2 separate regions of the Mus musculus genome follow, and region 1 is linked to region 2. A link is a contact called in ENCODE Hi-C or POLR2A ChIA-PET data. All regions are on one chromosome and are shown on one strand. The core of a region is the stretch at or near the end of the contact, and the rest is flanking DNA. Distances in the headings are between cores, read along the strand shown.

What was found. A loop is a pair of places that touch in the nucleus more often than their neighbours do. ChIA-PET counts read pairs that join two places held with the same protein, here RNA polymerase II (POLR2A).
Region 1: a loop to region 2 is called in a map of T-helper 17 cell, with 2.4 times the contacts of the local background. The contact joins the promoter of Egr2 here to the promoter of 1110002J07Rik in region 2. A Hi-C loop is called at or near these places in 2 of 37 maps with a recorded cell type or tissue (Patski and T-helper 17 cell). POLR2A ChIA-PET finds 5 or more read pairs at or near these places in 1 of 5 experiments (embryonic stem cell).

Annotation. Positions count from the first base shown.
Region 1 is chr10:67,531,733-67,537,731 of GRCm38, forward strand. Egr2 (early growth response 2) reads left to right here and starts at 3,767. Exons shown (of 4, transcript NM_001373983.1): 1 at 3,767-3,798; 2 at 3,901-4,006. The coding sequence starts at 3,908. Gm32255 (a long non-coding RNA gene) reads right to left here and starts at 4,448. Exons shown (of 4, transcript XR_380523.3): 1 at 3,522-4,448.
Region 2 is chr10:66,918,121-66,924,544 of GRCm38, forward strand. 1110002J07Rik (RIKEN cDNA 1110002J07 gene) reads right to left here and starts at 2,264. Exons shown (of 5, transcript NR_138561.1): 1 at 2,050-2,264; 2 at 259-269.

The DNA of each region.
Region 1 (5,999 bases), core at 2,517-5,016, 620 kb after region 2:
CAGGTGTGTACCATCTGTCTCCTAAATTTCCAATCACTTTGATAGTCCCAACCTTTTCCTTGAAAAAGCAGTCATTCGGTATTTTGATCCTTCTGGGGGTGGGGGACAGGGGAGGGTGGAACTTGTATCTTAATTAGGTTACTTTAAACGTGTAACTTGGCTTTCTGAGCTTAGACCTTGTTTTTCAAAGGATAAAATCTGTTTTAAAGTGTATTACAAAAACTTCTACCTCGAGGGTTCCCGTTCTTCCCCCCAACCTTCCTTCTCAGTAATGGTGAATTCATTATTCTTGGAAGCAGAAACTCAGAACTTGGAGAGAAATACCATGAATCCTCCCTTCCTCCATATCTGAAGAAAAGCTGTTCTGCTTTTATTTGATGTGAGCTGTGCATCGCATGAGCTCAAAACACACAGCTCTGAGGCCAATGCAACAAAGTCCATATTCTGGGTCTGCATCTTGCTGCAGAGACTTGGGCATGTCATGTCCCCTCCCTAAGGCTTCGCCCCCACATATATGAAACAGAAGAGATTAGCCGTGTTCTTTCAGGTTGGTTATGAGGGACACAGTGATGAAGCTAGAATGATAAAGTTGTGTCTGGTGCATAGCATTAAGCAATGAAAGTCATTTAATAAGTAACAATTATTGCATATTTAATATGCAGCAATAGTGTGCTGGCAGCTTCCCATTACTGTATTTAATCATCACAATAACTTGATGGTCATTCCATTCACTTTCCAGATGAAGGAACCAGGGCAGAGCAGCTATGAAATGTGGTGAAGGTACACACAGCCAGGAGTGGCAACGTTGGGATTTGAATGGAAAACCAGAACCCACCGTCTTAACCCTAACAAATGGTGACCACCTTGGTGAGATTATTGAGATGAAACCCCAAATGTCTGTACTTAGATGTTATGAGACAATTGCTTTGGCAGAGATGCCCTGCCTGACCCTTTTGTGAACATGAAACCAAAAGTTTCGCGAATTCGACATTAGTCGGAAGAGAAAAAAGAATTATTTCCCACAACCTGGCAATATAAACAGGCTAGTAAAATAGACATGGGTGGGTTTCCCAGTTGTAATGACCTTCATTTCTCATGTGATCATACATAATACACTCAATACAGAAGCTCAAAGCAAATTTGGAAAGGAGGCGTTGGTTTTAAGCTCTTATCACCAGACTTAACATCTGTTGAATTGGGCCTGGGTTGAAGTAATCGTGCAAATAGTTAACAGCCATTTGCCTGCTCATCTGGTTTTCAAAAGCCAGGTTTAGTAAAGTGATCTGTACGTTTGACAGGATGTCTCTCTGCTGCCCTGACGCATGCTTTCATTTTATACGGGACAAAGCTCACACTCTCGTTTTCTTATTGACCGCCGAGGAATGTACTTCATTCCAGGATTGAAGCCTTTTAGGATGCTCACAAGACCGTTGCCTGTATTTGCTCTCCTTGGCCCCAATGCCAGGCATGGAAGATGATCTGGAAATCTCTACCCACACTGGACTTTCTCTTCACAAATGTACCTTGCTTTCTCCTGCCCCAAGGCCCGTCCTATACCTACATTCTCCCCGAAACCTTCTTTCCAGAGATCATACCCCCCCACCCCCAATCCTTGCATGTCCTTCAGATCTGTGACAGGTGAGGTCCTCAGCTGGATATTTTGTTTTGTTGGGAGCAAACACAGCCACCGTGATGGTGCCTTTGAGTGATGTGCTGGACAAACTCGGTGGGATTCGGAGCTGGACCTGGGTCTAGGTACCATCATATCCCTCAGAGTGTAGCACATGCTGGAATCACGGTTGATCATCAAGAAATAGTTTTAAGACTCTGCCCATCCACTGCTTGAACCAGTACTGATACATCTCTGAAATATGGTCCTAAGGGTCTTGTCCATATTATCTATGCCACTGGGATGTCATTAACTTTGGCTCCACAGCTCTGTCAGGCATAGCATGAGCTCAGCTAAAACCCATAGGTCCTCAAGTTTGTCCTGAGATACTAGGTGTGGGGAGCTATTTGTCAGTTAGCATTTGTCTGGTTTTTAAAGGCCACGTGCTTTGTGCCATCAGAATTGCAGATCTGGTCCTTGCTTGCGTCTATGGTTAAGGGGGATGCTAACCTTGGCTGCATCTCCCATTCTCCACCAGCAGTCGCAGGTGGGAGGAAAATGACATCACATGTGAAGATATCCAAACACGTTTCTTGGCACATCAAAATGCATGTGGTAAATCATTTGACGTGTCTCTTGAGTAACCATCATCCTGTTAACACACTTTGTAGAACAGCTACGAGACCGACCGAAAGAAAGTCCAAAACCACCCTGACAAGGCATTCCTTAGGACCTTCTAGCCATCTCCCAACTGCCCACAGTGCTACTTTACCCTCATCCCAGGCAGCCTGCATCAAAGGAATCTCCTGGGTTTTTTTTGACCTCCTCTGGAAAAAGCAAATGAGTCTGGCAGCAAATTGTTCCTGACTTGATATCTTTTGGAGTGTCTTATTCACATGTAGTGACAACTCTCTCTCTCTCTCTCTCTCTCTCTCTCTCTCTCTCTCTCTCTCTCTCTCGTCATTTGTTTGTTGCATTTTTATCTAAACACTAACAGTTCAAATGCTCCAAAGTAGGGAATCCTGGTCTCACCTTGGTATTCCACTCCCACATCTCAGGGTTCTTCCTCTCCGTAGAACAGAATCACACCCCCTGCCTTCCTCTTACCCCTCCTTGCCTCCAGGAAGGATACCATGGGGTTGGGTTCTCTTAAGACAGCAGCATTAATATGCTTGGTCATTCCTTCCCTGGAACAGGTCTGCAGAGTCGCTACATTGGAATTCTCCCTCTCCCTGAAGGGGTCTGTCTGTAACAGCCCCCTCTCTCTTGCCTTGTAGCCACCCTCTACTACCACCTCAGCTTCACTTTCCTCTGAAATGCCAAAGCAAGATGAAATTGATGAAGTCGGCGTGTTCTTCCCTAATGGGGTGAGCCAGGCTTTCTGAGCACCCCGCATAGTGACCAGGGCAAGGGACTTGGATCCTGAAGACCGGGCAGCAGATTTGAACTGGACCACCAATCACCAGCTGCGAGACTTTAGGCAAGTTCTTTTAGCTTTCCTGAACTTATCTGTCTAAGCTCGCTGGGGCTGGCTTGAAATATGTGCTCTTGATTTTGTTCCATTATCTACGCTGACTACATTTAAAGGTTTGTACTTTTTTTTTAAAGGGGGGAGGAAGAAAGTGGGGTATGGGGGGGTAAGTAAGGCTATCAAAGACTGGTTCTCCTCCGATGTTCTGGAAAGGCTGAGAGAGGGACTGGCCCCGGGCATCCTTCAGAGCCTGGCCTGCCTCGGGGCAGCTAGCCTCTATTAGCACCTGCCTCCCCTCCCCCATGTTTAGCCATAGCTGGGTCCAGCGAAGCTCTTAAGGGTAGGTGAGAGAGTTCTTGGAAGGCTCAGCTTCCACAGGGTTCCCCCCCACCCCTCTCCCCCTTTCTAGACTCCTTGATGGTATGGAACCACTTCTCTTACCCCCACTGTCCTCCTCTGCGAAGGTTGGTAGCGGCAATCCGCCAGCTTCCCGCGCTCCAGTCAGTTCTACCATCATCGGGCGTCTTGCCCTGGGCTGGCTTCCCTGCTCCCCATTCTCTCCGCCGCCCGGGAGCTCCCCCTCGGGGCGGCGCGAGGCGGCAGCCTGCGGGGTTGGCGACAGCGCGGGGGAGAGGGGCGGCTGCTGCAATCCTCCCGCCCACGTGCACCGACGGCAGCGAAGCGCCAGCAGTCGCCAGGGCCCGCGCCTCCCGCGCGGGTGGGTGCTTCACCTCTGGGGCTGGTGGGGGACCCGTAACCTGAGTCCCACCGCCGGGACCTCTATTTGCATAACCCGACCCCCCATTTCTTCCCTACCCAGGCTGGAGATGAGAGTCGGGCTCCCCACCGAGGCGTCGTCTTGCCTGTGGTCAGCGCGGGGGCCGCGGGACTGGCCGGAGCGCAGGCGGAGCGGGCTGGCGCACGTGGTAAGAGCACCACTATTTCTTCCTTTTCTCCCCCCTCTCCCTTCGAAACAGGGCTTTGCAGGGTTTTTAAGAGGGTGGGATACCCACAGAGGTTTCGCTGAGCGTTCTCTCCTGTCCCCTTTGAATTTGATCCCCAATTGGAAAGGAGATCGCGCGCAGAGCACGATCGAGAAACTTTCCCAGATAATGCTTTTGGGCGTTTGAAGTAATGGCGAGGACCATTCCCGGGAGAACAACTTTCACGGTTGGCACGAGGAGAACAGCGCTGCTCAGAGAGCGGCGACAAGCCGGCTCCTGGTGGCACTGGGGCTCCCCTGACCACCGTACTCCAATAGGGCAGGAGCCGGCGCGCTGCGGCCGCGGGCATCGCAGGTGATGGGCGGGAGAGCGCCTGCAGCGCCGCGCTCCCTCCACGGCGTGGCGCCGTGGCTCCTGCCCGCTGGGGATCCTCGCTGCTCCGGGTAGCGTGGGTCAAGAAAGAGAACAGCCTAGCCCGGTCTGAATCCCTTTTCTGCGGGACTTTGAAGCTGAGAAGGGCAGGGCAGTTTCCCAGCTTGCGTCTGCTATCCCAGGCTACGTAGATCCCGGAGCCTCGGGCTTGGGTACCCTGCAGTAGCCAGAGCGCATCGGAAGAGGGCTGGGCGCGTGGGGAAGGTGGGAACCGAGTGTCCGGAGGGCCAGCAGTTTTAGCTCTCTTAAAAGTTTTTGGTCATTTAGCAGGAAGCTTTCTCCTGGAAGGGCTTGTTTATTTATTGACTTATTTATTTGCCGGGGAAAACACGTGTGGGGGCCATGGCTACCAGAAACTGTGCCATTTGTTGTCACTCAGCGCAGAGGAAGCTCTAAGCAAGGGCGTGGGGGGGGGGCTATTCCTGGGGTAGACCTTAGGCGCGGGTGGTAGGATGCACCCCTCCCCGTGGGGGGGGTGCGGGGGGTTGGTGAGTTGTGAAGATGAAGGCAGTGTCTTCCTAGGATATCCTGACTGTCGCCAGGCAGGCAGGCGCACACACGCGCGCTGTCAAGAGGGAGGAGGTGTGTAGTGTGTAGCGTAAGGTGTGTTGAGTGGGTTTGTAAGAGGGCAGCGGAGGAGGGAGAGTGTGTAGCGGAAGTGGAGCGAGCGTGGTGTGTGTGTGTGTGTGTGTGTGTGTGTGTGTGTGTGTGTATGCGCATCGGGCAGGGTGAGTGTCCAAGCCTCCATCTGGTCGCCCCCACGCAGCGGACCGCCCAGACACGCCGGGAAGGGCGCCCGCTCTGAGCAGCAGCTGGAGGGGAGGGGGCGGGGAGAGCGCGGGCAGAGGGAGGGGGCGCCTCCGGCCGAGGATCTTTCTCCCCGAAGCTCCCGCAGCCCTTCTGCTCCATTCTCTACCCTAACCCCTACCCTCAAGTTACCTAAAAATACTTAAACAAACAAACAGCCCAGACCTGTTCCGTTTTCACTCCTGTATAAATAGCACAGACTTTCCAAAAAAGCAAGACCGCATTTACTCTTATCACCAGACACTACTTTCCACCGTGTAATTCAGAAAAAGGCAGTCAGCTTCCGTGAGTGCGGGTAATTTTTTTCTCTCTCTCTTTTTTTCTCTGTCTCTCTCTCTCTTTTTTTCTTTTGCTTGCGGTTTTGAGCTGCCAAGAAAGTGAAGGAGGGGTTTGACTGTAGTGTCTCGGCAGCGCTCGGTTTTCTTTCCGAAGTTTAATTTTCCGGAATGGCTCCCAAACAAGGGCCGGGGAGGCGGAGCCGCCACTACCGGATCTTCTCCTTTTTTGGAAAGTCTCGGAGAACCGGAATTCCTCCCCGCCCCAAGAGACAGAGCTACCAGCGCGGCCGCCGTGGGTGAACTCACGGCGGCCGCGCTAGGGTCGGTGCTCGCGCCTTCTTCCCGCTGAACTCTGCAGTCCGGAGTCCCCGCTGCAGGCAGGGGCCGAGAGCCCCAGACCCGGGTGGTTGTCCACCGGCTGCAAATCGTTCCTGGCGAGCTCAGCGGAGCCCGCGCAG
Region 2 (6,424 bases), core at 1,014-3,513:
GTTTTTGTTTTTTAGATTTGTTTAGTTTTATGTATATGAGTGCTCTTTCTGCATGTATACCTGCCTGACTGAAGAGGGCGTCAGGTCCCATTACAGATGACTGTGATTGCTGAGAATTGACCTCAGGACCTTTGGGAAAGTGGCCTGTGTTCTTAACTGCTGAGCCATCTCTCCAGCCCTATAGTTAGGGTTTCTATTTTTGCAATGAAACACCAAGACCAAAAAACAAGTTAGGAAGAAAGGATTTATTTGTCTTACCTTCCACATCACTGTTCATCATCGAAGAAAGTCAGGACAGGAACTCAAACAGGGCAGGAACCCAGAGGCAGGAGCTGATGCAGAGGCCATGGAGGGGTGCTGCTTGCTGGCTTGCTCATCATGGCTTGCTCACCTTGCTTTCTTATAGAACTCAGGACCATCAGCCCAGGGTTAGAACACAGTGGGCTGGGCCCTCCCCCACTGATCACTAACTAAGGAAATCCCCTATAGCTGGATCTCATGGAGGCATTTCCTCAATAGAAATTCCCTCCTTTCAGATGACTCTAGCTTGTGTCAAGTTGACCTAAGACTAGTTCAGGGCACTTACCAATATTTAAAAGCATAAAAAGAGAACGATGTCTACTCCACCCTAGGGACCCTCAACTCTAGTAGCAACTGGCTTGAGCTGTTTGATGAAGGATGAAGGTAAGGCATGAATGCTTTCCAACTGGGATGCAAGGTCAAATGTCATTAATTACGTCCCCTGATAATATGGCTGGCTGGTCCAAGAGGTCTGGAGTGGGGGTGGGGTGGAGGTGGAGTTAGACCTTCACACACCCAGTCACCCCAGGAATGTCAAGGATGGATCACACATAGATGAGGTGAGGAAGTCATGCCTGGAATGGTGAGGATGGATCACATATAAATCAAACTGTTAGGTCTCAAACCCAAGACAAACAGCTAACAGAGGTTACTATTACCATATCAAAGCTGACCCTGGCCACCAAGTTTTCCCACCATCCCTGAGTCTCTACCCATTCCAGGGTCCTCCTGGCTGGCATACTCCACCCCATACCCTAAACTTCTCCAGCCACGAGGCTGGACTGGGTTTTCCCTTCCCCCAGCCTCTCTGGCTCCTATACAATTCAGCCATTTCGGTTACATTATCTCTTAGCCCAGGCTACCCCTCTTTGTTAGTGTCTCCTTTCTTGCTTTCCCTGCCTCTCTCTCTCCACATAGTCCAGCTCAGTCTGGCAATGTTCACTCTGCACTCTCCCAGATGCCTCTTTTTGTCCATATTCTGTATTCTCTCTTATGTCTGTCACAAACCTTCTCCTCCACCATACCTAAGAACATCCTGAGCTCCTCCCATTTCTTTCTCTTTTTTTCCATCCATAAATCATCCCCAGAATGGTGAAGATGTGTACGGTTAGCACTCTGTCTAAATTCCATCTTACAATTACCTGGCAACAGCCAGGTAGGCCTGGCCCACTACAAAAGGGGCTGCTTGCCCCCTCCTCCCTCTCTTACTCCTTCCCGGCTTGCTTCTCTCGTGCCCTCTTGGGCTCTTCCCTTCCCCCTTCCCTTCTCCCTCTCTCCCTGTGGTCATGGCCGGCCTCTACTTCTCTGCTCTCTCTCTCTCTCTCTCTCTGCCTTTCTCTGCCTCTACTATCCACTTAACTCCTCTCCCCATGCCCTGAATAAATTCTATTCTATACAATATAATAGTATAGAATGTGGCTGGTCCTTCAGGGAGAAAGGATGCATTGGCATGGGCCCACTGAGGCACCCCCCCCTCACCACACCCCCATAGAACATGTTCTTATACCTCTTTGTCTTTTTATAATCACATTGTGTGCCACACAGATGAGGTCACCCCAGGAATGGAGGGTAGATCACATATAGATGAGGTTACCCCAGAAATGATAAGGATGTATCTCACATGGATGAGGTTACTCCAGGAATGGTGAAGATGCATCACACATCGATGAGATCACCCCAGGAATGGTGAGAATAGATCACACACCCAGTCACTCCAGGTAAGGACGAGTTACACAGAGATGAACTCACCCTGGAAATGGTGAACGTGAGCCCCCTACAGAGAGGGTTAGGGCATTTGCTGAAAATCCCTGCCACCGAGATCAGAGAAAACGGAAAAGGTTAAATACGGAAGAGACCTTCAAAGGTCACCTCCCTCTTTGCATGGAAGAGGAAGCCAAGGTCCCAGAAGGCTGCGTATCTCTCACAGAGTGCATTTACAGAAAAACCCAACCCAAGACTGCAGGCGCCTTCCACTGAAGTAACAGAAATGGGAAGGGGAAAAAAAAAAAAAAAAAAAAAACACTGAGTGAGTCAGGCGAGCGGGGGACACGGTCTCCCTTCCCCCTACCTCGGGGTGGTGGCAGGCAGCCAACTGGAGCTTGCTGCATATTTAATTTAAACCTTTGTCTGCCCTGGCAAGGACAAAGTACAATCTGTTTTATGTAAAAAGTCTTCCCTGAGGAAAGCCTCAGCCTCCAGCTGCGAAACTGATTGATGTTCTTAACTCCTCCCCCCCCCCCCCCCAGCCTCTGTGGGGATCCGAGGTTGCAGTTTCCAAAAAAAGAGTTGGGGGGGGGGGGAGGAAAGCACTCCAAACAAACAAGCAAAACAAAATTTCTTGCTTTTATTGTGTTACTCTCAATCTAGGAGAATTAGCCTGAAACTAGAGGGAGAAGCCTACAAATAAAGCCTATATTTTACAAGCCGATTTCAGAGCCCCAGATGGGAGGGGCTGGGACAGCAAGCTGCCGCGGGAGGCTGGAGTCTCGTCTAGGAGCTTTGTCTACAAGCTCCTTCTGCCTTGCCTTAGATGGCCTAATCTAATCAATACAGATACCAAAACGTCCTAAAGATGCCTTAAAGTGAAGCCTTCGTGTCAAGGAACATCACCGTTGGAAATGGTCACCGAACGTGAGATGGAGATTAGGAGTCACCTTGTTTTGAGAGCTCTGTGGATTTCCGGGTAGCCTGTTTCAGAGACCCTGATTTGGGAGATCATATGTCTTGCAAAACCAAGGCGTGCATTGTTGCAACTCAGTTTGGGGTCACCTCCAAGTGTTCCTGGACCTTCTAGACTTCTGCCTTAGACTGAAGCACTTAGTGACCTCAGTCTCAGCTGGCGCTCAGTGTTCAAAGGTTAGCGTCGAGGTGCGCTGAGGAGACCCAAAGGGGGCGGAACCACCCTGCATAGCATTAGACTTTTAACTCTGCTCCCGCCCTCGGTCCCCTGTATCAGATTGGTTGGAAGGAGAGCGTGGGTTAAGGGGGCATGGACCTGCCTTCCCCTTTCTGGTTCAGGAGCCAAACTTCATCTTGGAGTCAGAACAAAGCCATGGCCGGATCACACTAAGGAGCTCCAGCCTGTTTTGGGACAGAGCCAGGACCCAGAAACCATTGCCATGAGCCACCAGCTGGCTGCGGTCCCGGAAAACTTGTGCAGCTGCCGCACAGGCCAGACTGGGCCTGCACACTGTCACAGTGCCAGGCCCTCCATTAAGGCCCCCGTCTCCGCTCACACCCAACTTGCCCCGCGTACTTTGGCATCCTCCTGCCTTGAGGTGTGCCCTGGGATTACAGGGGAGACTTCAGAACCACCGAGTGACCTGCCTCCTCTTATCTTTCTGGGAATTACACAGTTGTTCTGGAACCCCTTGGAGAGGTCAAGGTAGATGGCTCCAGTCGCTGGTCTGATGAAAATGGAGGATTGAATCATTTCCCTTAACTCTGTGTGGTCTAATTTAAGTGCCTGTCATTAGTACTTCTAAGGAGAACACAGGCGCCCTAGCCCTGAAAACTGAAATCCCTCTCCGAAGGCCCTAATGATGGGGACAAAAAAAAAATCAATGAATGGCCACATTCACAGCTGTTTCCAGAAGTGTTTCCTGCTTTCTTGGACATTAAGCTCCAGTAATAAAGTTAACAACAGTACAATCATCCCGAGAAAAGGTCAAAGAAGAGGAAAATCTGTTTTGAAAAAAGATCCTGCCATCTCTTCCACACACCCGAGATTATCTCGCCATGCAGTGAGTGATTTCTCCGGGTAAACGTTCCCATTGACCCTCAGTGAGATGATCTGAAAGATCTGGCTTTTGCCCCAGTTGTATGAGTCCCTCTCCTGCTTGAGTATAAGCCTCCAGAAATCTGACAGACTGTAACAAGTCCGTCTTTAAAGGATTTGTGTGTGTGTGTGTCTCATGAGCACACACAGGTTAGAGTACATACACGAAGGTGCCAGCAGAGACCAGAAGAGTGCCAGGCAGTTGTGAGCCTCCAGACATGGGTGCTAGGAAATGAACTTTGGTCTTTGGCAAGAGTTCTTCTTAACCACGGAGCCATCTCTCCAGCTCCCCAAAGCTGCCTTTCGAATCCCTTATCATCAGGCAAAGGTCTACAGGCGTTCAATAAGCCTGGGTCTTAAGCATCTTTCCTGATATAGGAAACAGGGCAGGATGCCACAGTGGGGTCAGTGACCTAGAGTCCCTGTGGAGGGTGACCCAGTAGTGCTGAAGCTGTAAGGACAAGAAAGACTTCCAGGAAGCTGGCAGCGAAGGGGAAACGGTGGCTATGTTGCTTAGTGAAGTGATAAGCACACGTTAGCAAGTGTGCTGAATTCAGAGGGCTGTGTGGATTAACTATCTGGGAATGTTTCTGGGAGGGGGTGGGGGGTGGGGGCAGTAACTGTTGAGCTCAAACTTAAAAGATGGGCAGGCTTTGGTGATGGCAGAAATGGAGCGGGCAGACTCGTAGCAAGATGCATCCCGGAAGACGTATGACTCCTCCGGATACTGAGATGGGACAGTGCAGGGCGTGTTTGGAGCACAGAGGGTCCTCTGGAACAGCTGGGGTGCACAGGATAACATAGGGAGTGACAGGAGCTAGATTGAGGGGTCACATCAGACGAGATGGTGATTGTTCTGGAAAACGAACCCCCTGGATTCCATCCTAGAGGCAAAGCCGAGACACGTGGAGAATCTTAAGCAACCGACAAGGTCAAGGGATTTAAGTTAGTGTGTACGGCAAACGAAAGGTCTGCAGAAGTCTGGAGTTCACTCCGGATGGATGAACAAGCCTATTGTCCTATTGTCCAGTTGAACCTCCTACAGGACTGGCAGGTTTTCTCCACCCCAACCAGATAAACCCCAATTCTCCTCAAGCCCCCAAATTCAAATCTTGAGAGCTGGAAATCTTCCTTTCCCAGACAACTCCTCCAAAACAATTAACACTTGGCTCAGACTGTCTGGTACCCTAATGTCTGTCTAGAGTCAGCAGCGATAAACTGTTTCTCACACTCTCCCCAGAAGGAGTGTGAAGAAAGGCCAAACCCTACCCCTGGAACACAGTTCGCCATATTCCAGTAGAGACCTTGCCTCAGATTATGGAACAAGCTAGATTATAGAAGACTTCTTGTCTAGTGACATTTGTTTCCTAAACTTCTACAATAAAGCCTGTTTTCAAACCTATCCCATAGGGTGCCACACAATACTTCCTGACGCTGGGCCTTTAAAACTACATATCGTCTTTTATTTGATGTGTACAGGTGTCTACCTGCATACATGTCTGTGTACCACATGTGTGCTTGGTGCCTGCAGAGGCTGGAAGGGGCCAGATCTCCTGGAACTGGTGTTACCAGGACTGGTGAGCTGTCACTCGAATGTAAGTCTGTGGTCCTCCCCTGGCTCTTTTTGACCCAGGCGACCTGTGAAGACACTTATACTGAACCCGAGGAAAAAGGCCTGGGGACGATATAAGGCATTCCCATTTGATACACTGGACACTTGACTCATCAGTTAAGAACAACACTGCCTACAATTCGTGAGGTTGTGGGTCTGATCTCCAGACAGGCAGAGAAACACCTCCCAATGTTCTTAATGCCCCCATTCTCTTCCTCTGCCCGTCTTCATTAGGACCAACTTTATTGGAACGATGACTCTCCTGGTTTTAGGAAAAATGTCAGTTAAAATTGGGTCTCTAACATTCGGATAAGTGTAATATCAGAGAGAACTTCTGAATCAAGCCAGAATTAAGTGAGTTCCACTCACTTATCTATTGCTCACAGCTGTTCCGACATTTATTTGAGCGTTGAATACCTACCTACTCTACTGGCTAGAAGTTTAGGTTTTAAGATTCTGAAATACTGTTGAATAACTAATTGACTGAAAACAATTAGCACCTATCCCCGGGGGCAGGAGTATGTTCAGCTCCTCTATTCACTTAAGGGCTAAGTGGATTCTTAGCTAAAGAACTCTGACACCAGAGGAGAGAGGAAGAGAATTCATAAAAGCTGAGCATCCATAAGCCGCTCACACAGCCTTCCCACTGAAGGCCGGCTTCACGGACCAGCATTACTGGCGTGGTCCAGCATCTTACAGACACAGAACTCTAGCGGTGTCTCCCACCCAAGTGA